Linked DNA regions of Homo sapiens: region 1 is linked to region 2. Evidence: chromatin loops called from intact Hi-C (ENCODE). Cell type or tissue: Caco-2. All regions are shown on one strand. Links, peaks and the distances in the headings refer to the core of each region. The heading gives the core; the rest is flanking DNA.

Evidence for each region. A loop is a pair of places that touch in the nucleus more often than their neighbours do. Peaks named below come from ENCODE experiments on the same cell type or tissue, not always from the same donor. Only the 100,000 strongest peaks of a DNase experiment are listed, where the experiment ranks them.
Region 1: a loop joins it to region 2, with 16 times the contacts of the local background. A loop is called at or near these places in 16 of 110 quality-filtered maps.

What each region holds. Positions count from the first base shown.
Region 1 is chr1:48,695,944-48,698,855 of GRCh38, reverse strand. All of the region lies in intron 6 of AGBL4 (AGBL carboxypeptidase 4), which reads left to right. Among named protein-coding and RNA genes, the nearest start is that of BEND5, 79 kb to the left of the region's middle. In Caco-2, for the core only: a CTCF peak has its summit at 1,570 (motif pointing right); a DNase peak (open chromatin) is centred at 1,571.
Region 2 is chr1:48,551,108-48,554,019 of GRCh38, reverse strand. All of the region lies in intron 11 of AGBL4 (AGBL carboxypeptidase 4), which reads left to right. Among named protein-coding and RNA genes, the nearest start is that of SPATA6, 80 kb to the right of the region's middle. In Caco-2, for the core only: no CTCF peak of the experiment used is centred there; a DNase peak (open chromatin) is centred at 1,379.

The sequences.
Region 1 (2,912 bases), core at 293-2,792, 140 kb before region 2:
ACCAGTTATTTAACTTCTCTGGGCCTTAGCATTCTCATCTATAAAATAGGACAACAGCATTACCTCGCCAGGGTGTTGTGAAAATGAAATGATGGTGTACATGTAACGTACCTGTCCCAATGCTGGGCACATAGTAGGTGGGACTTGAGGCCAGGAGACACTGCTCAGTTTCATGCCCTCTTCTTGGGCAAGGTTTGTCTCCTGTATGAGCCTTGGTCTCCCAATTCATCAAATGGAGATAAGAATCTGTGGCCCACAAGTACACAGGGCTGCTGTGAGCTGGGCAGGACTAAAGGACAGAAACATCACAGTGATCCAGCTCCCCATGTGAGCAGTGGAGGAGCTCAGGATGAGGACAAAAGGCACTTGGTTCTGATCTGGTCTCGGCCACCAACATCTCAGGTGGCCTTGGCAGTTTCCTTTTTCTTTGAGTCAAAATGTTGGTGTTGGGTAAGGAGGTCTTTGAAGGCTCTGAGCTATTGGGCTTCTCTCCCACTGTACCGTAGTGACCTTCCTCTTCTCATCTCCCTGCCAGGCCCATGCTCTGGTTTATCACCACCTTTCCCTGTCCACTCCAGCCTCTTTGCTGCTTCTCTATGCTTCCCTGCACCCTGCATCCCACTGATCTTTTCTTGGACTGGCCCCAAGCCTGGTAACCATCCTCAGTGCCCATGGCCTAGCTGAGGTCACCCCCAAACCAAGGCTTAGCTGTGTGTATGGAGGCAGATTTCCCAGAGTGGAGGGTCACCATGGCCTGGGTACAGTGGAGGGAGAACACAGTCCAGAGCCTGGGCTATTCCAGGCTCAGTCCAGCCATGGCCCAGCCTTAGGAGTCATTCCGTGACAGTAGTCATTTGGTAACTGGCCTTGGGGTTTGGTCTGGAATCCGGCTGAGGGATCCAGTTGTGACCAGAGTCAGGCTGGGTGGCTGAGGCTCAGAAGCTGCATATAACGTTTTTTTCTCAAATATTCAGCCACCTTTTCCATAAACCACCAGGAAGTTAGCCTCTTGCATCAACCCAGGTGTCAGGACATTTGCCCAAACTTCTTTAAGTGATTTCAGGCTCCAGATCTAGAGAGGTTTCTGTCACCATTCTTTCTGTATCTTTATTCTGGGTATGTCTCAAGGGCCAGAATTAATGGAGTAGGTGAATGGTTACATAGTGTGATTTCAGGGATACCAAGGAAGTTGCTAGAAACCCGTAATGCTATTTCTATCTTTCTGGTCAGTACTGAAATCTCTCAGCTATAGATCCATTCATCTGGATTAGTTTTTGAAGCACTGGAAAAATCACTGGACCAGAAGTCAGTAGATGGGGACCCAAGTCTCATCTTTGCTTCCTACTTACCATTGTATTACCACACTTCTCTCAGCCTCACTTTACCTATCTGTAAAATGGGAAAGATAATGCCTGCCCTTCAGAATTGTTATCTAGATTAAGTGAGACCTAGAGAGTAGAGCACTGGCACCTGGCAGGGGCTCCATAAACATCCCTTCCTTTCCCTAGCCTTTCTGTAGAAAGAACAAAGTGGATTCTCAGGGCGCCATGCTGGAAGTCACCAGCAGGTGGCAGCACGGGGCATTTTCATTCCTTCCTCTCCTAATGAACCAGGTGGTGCTTTGGTGATGTCCAAAGATGAACCCGGGCCGTGGTAAGCTCCCTGGCCCTTCAGAATAGTAAAGCTTAGACAACCTTCTGTCTTGCTTGGTGAAGAGCAGCTGAATCCTCTACTGGCAGGGGCTGAGTTGGTGACAGCTACAGAATATTACCCAGATATAGAAACATGTCAGCCTCACCCCTGCCCTCAAAGAGTCTGCAGTCTAGGGAGGGAGGCCTGGGTGCATGCAGTAGGCAATAGAGGGGGAGAAGGTGAGCACACAAGCTGTGGGAGTGAGGTGAGGGACACCCACCAGTGCAAAGGGTGTCAGCAAGGGCTTCCTCAGGGAGGAGGGGCCACGGAGAAGGAAGTCAGGGACACCGGGAGGTGGCTAAGATATTTCAAGGGCTACCCTTGATTCTGCGTGTTTGAAGCACAACTACCTCTCATTTTCACTACAGACCAAGCTATCTCTGTAGGCCACATTGCTGTAATTTCTATAAACTCCTCAACTCTCTCACTTTCTCACTCCGGTGATGCCTGATCTCCCAACAGATGCTGAGTGAAGCCCCTCCTGGAAATATTTGCATCTCCTCAGTCCTGTGTCCCGCTTTTCAAGTGAGCAAGCAGTTGGGTATTTCTTCCTGCATTGGTGACCACAGGTGGTGGTAGTAGTGGTGGGGGTGGTTTTATAAAGGAAAAGACATCAGGCAAGGAATCTAAGGCCCCAATAACTGTATTTGAAGCCCTATCCTCCCACTGTCCAGGTATGACCTTGGGCCTCATTTCCCTTTTTGTATGGTAAGGTTGACCTAAAGGTCCTAAGAAAGCTCCTAGTTTTAACATCTAACACCCATAGATCCTTCCAGGTCCTAGAGCCACCTGGCTGAGTGACCTTGGGAAGGTCACCAGCTCGATGATGTGGATCCTTCCAAGCTCAACGTGAGTGACAAGTGTAATAGTGCTTTGGAAAAATCTGTGCGATCACCTGATTGCTCACGTGGCCTCTTGGGGGTAAGTGGAGGCAGGTTCAGATGTGTGTGCATCCCCCACAGACCCTAGCTGGGCACCTGGCAGCTGGCTAATTGAGGGAGAGGACACAGAGAGAGATAAAATATCTCTAATATTTCGAATACCTCCTTTCCCAGCTGTCCTGGGACAGAAGAAGCACCCTGGCTCTGTGGGGCCAGGACAGGGTCAGGGCCAGCGCAGACAGCCTGTAGCATTAGAAGGCGGGCTTCTGCTCCTAATGAGAAGGCCCTTCAACCAGAGATGTTTAAAGATGAATCCAGGTGGCGCTGAACTCCCTGGCC
Region 2 (2,912 bases), core at 261-2,760:
TCTTCTTTGCTGCACTGTTCTTTGACCGCTGCAGCAGACTTGGGCCACAGGACTCTTTGAGGTTTTCTAGTTAAGTTAATGCAGATGCACTCAGGATAGATTCTTCATATTGTTCATTCCATTTCAAGTCTAGCTTGGTTTTACTCCCCTGCACTCTGCCAGATTCTCACTAATCGCAGAAGAGTCAGACTATAACAAGGGAACAGGTTAGAAAATGAGAAGAAGGAACATTACCAGGAAGTTGGTGATAAACTCAATTATCTCTATCCACAGACCTAGAGCAGAGATTCTTAACATTTTAGAAGATGCTGATTTTTTTTTTGAAAATTGTAGAAAATTATGAATACTCTTCCCAGAAAATTTACACAGTTTGTCAGTAGTATCAGAGGGTTCAGGAACCCCTTAATGGCCCTTCTGATATAGAGGCTCACAGAACATCGGAGCTGAAATGTTTCAAAACATCGGCAAGCCAGTCCCTCCTCCAAATTTACAGATTGGAAAACTGATACCTAAAGGAGACTTGCTCCAAGCAAGTGCAGCCACTCAGAAGCAGAGCTGAGGCCTGAAGCCAGGCCCATCAGAACTCCTCTCTTCCTTCTCTCTTCTCCGCCACTCCAAGATCCTGCTATGCAAATATTTACTTTGGTCTTCAGTCTCATTTTTAACTGTGCATCCAGTTGAAGCTTCTAAAAATATATGTGAGACAAGCAGGAGCTGAATATCTCTCAGAAAAGCAGAGCCCCCTCTCAGGTTGAACTGCATCAAAGTCCCAGGCACTGCTGAGCTGGGGCCCAGCTGGGCAGGCACAGCTGATTCCAAGAGCCAATTTTCAGAGCCACGGTCAACTGTCAGTGGGGAAAGGGAGGCACTGCTGGGAAATTGCTGGTGCCTGGATTGGAGGAGCAGGGGAATGAGGAAGCCATGAGGCAAGTGATAGTGTGGGATTTGGAGAGAGAGATTAATTTCCCTCTTGAGTGAGAAGTGGGTCTGAGTTAGACAGACAAGCTATAAATACCAGCAGTCTTGGGCAAGTAGAGAAGGGAGAGGCATCTCGGGTATTGAGGTGTGCTAGAAATGGAGGGAGGACACTCTTCCCTGCCAAAGTAATGAGGAGGGTGATTAGATAACCGTCTTACTAGATTAATGCAGCCTGTGAGTGGTATCCCTCTCCCCTTCCCTGTCTCCAAGGATCCATTCAGGGATTACTTTTTTCTAAGTAGGGAAGCCAAGACCCTTCCCAGTCAAGATCCTGCCCACCTCTCTCATGTCACTTGCTGTATCTCCACCAGATACTGTACAACCACTAGACCAGTGGTTCTCACCCCCAGGTGTGTTTGCCCCAGGGAGTGTTTGGCAATGTTTGAAGACACACTTGGTTGTCACAATGAGGTGGGTGCTGCTGACATCTAGTGGGAGAAACCACGGATGCTGCTAAACACCCTACAATGCACAGGGCTGCCCCCACAACACAGAATCATTTAGCCAAACATGTCAATAGTACCTGGACTATAAACAGATTGAGAGCACAGCCATTCCTGTTTTGTTTACTCTACATAGCCAGTGTGAATGTTCTGTATACCTATTACATGGCCCAGCACAGAGGAGGTGATTGATAACTTATCTGTTGAATGAATCAATGAGTAATAAATAATGAATGAGGCTGGGTGCAGTGGCTCATGCCTGTAATCCTAGCACTTTGGGAAGCTGAGGCAGGCGGATCATAAGGTCAGGAGTTCGAGACAAGCCTGATCAGCATGGTGAAACCTCGTCTCTGTTAAAAACACAAAAATTAGCCGGGCATGGTGGCACACACCTGTAGTCCCAGCTACTTGGGAGGCTGAGGCAGGAGAATCACTTGAACCCAGGAGGCGGAGGTTGCAGTGAGCTGAGATCGCACCACTCCACTCCAGCCTGAGCGACAGAGCAAGACTCCATCTCAAAAATAAATGAATGAATGAAAAATAAATAATGAATGAACAAGTGAATGAATAACAGCAACCTGCCTAATGTGGTCTGAAGTCCAAATACCCACCAAGGTTATCTCATCCAGAATCAGGCACATTAAAAATGAGGTCAGATCTCCATCTGATCTAGCCCACCAGCCTCTAACTTGGCTTCTCTTCAAAAGACCCCATTAGGGTGATGGGCAGCACTGTCACACCTGATAAAGCTGCTGCACATCTGCTTGGTCAGAAAGGATATCCCCTGCTCCAGGGAAACGTTTTTCCCAGGGTAGAGCGGAGAGTGAGAATTAGAACTAGAGATCATCTAGTTCAACTGCCCGCCAATTTTACAGGAGAGGAAACCAAGGCACACAGCATGGAAGAAACCTACAAGATGTTATACCAAACGTCCAGAAAACACAGAATTTTACAAATAGTTTCTTCATCTCTCCCCGTCTCTGTCTCTCTGTTCTTTTCTTTCTCTCTCTCTCATCTTGATTTGTTTTTGTCTTGCTTTTTCTCCCTACCTTTGTTCATAGGCCTAACATGCTAAATAACTCTGGAAACAAATGTGAATGTGACACACTCTTGTCCTTGAAGAGCTCATACTTTGTTGGAGATGACAGTTTCATATGTAGTAATGATAATAAAAAAGCTACTGCATACCAGCATTGTACTGGGTATCTTGGATATATAATTTCTAATCAATGCAATAATCCTGAGGTAGGAAGCATTATGTATTTTAGAGATGAGGACACTAAGGCTCAGAGACAGTAAATAGCCTGCCCAGGTTCACACAGCTAAACATGTAGGAGCCAGGATTAAAACCCATGCTTTTTGGACTTTAAACCTGGCCTTCTAAATACATGCACAACGGAATACAGTGTCAGGAGATAAGGCTTATACTAGCTTATGGAAGGCCATGAAAGCCAGATCTGAGAATTTAGGTCTTACCTTGGAGGTGACAGT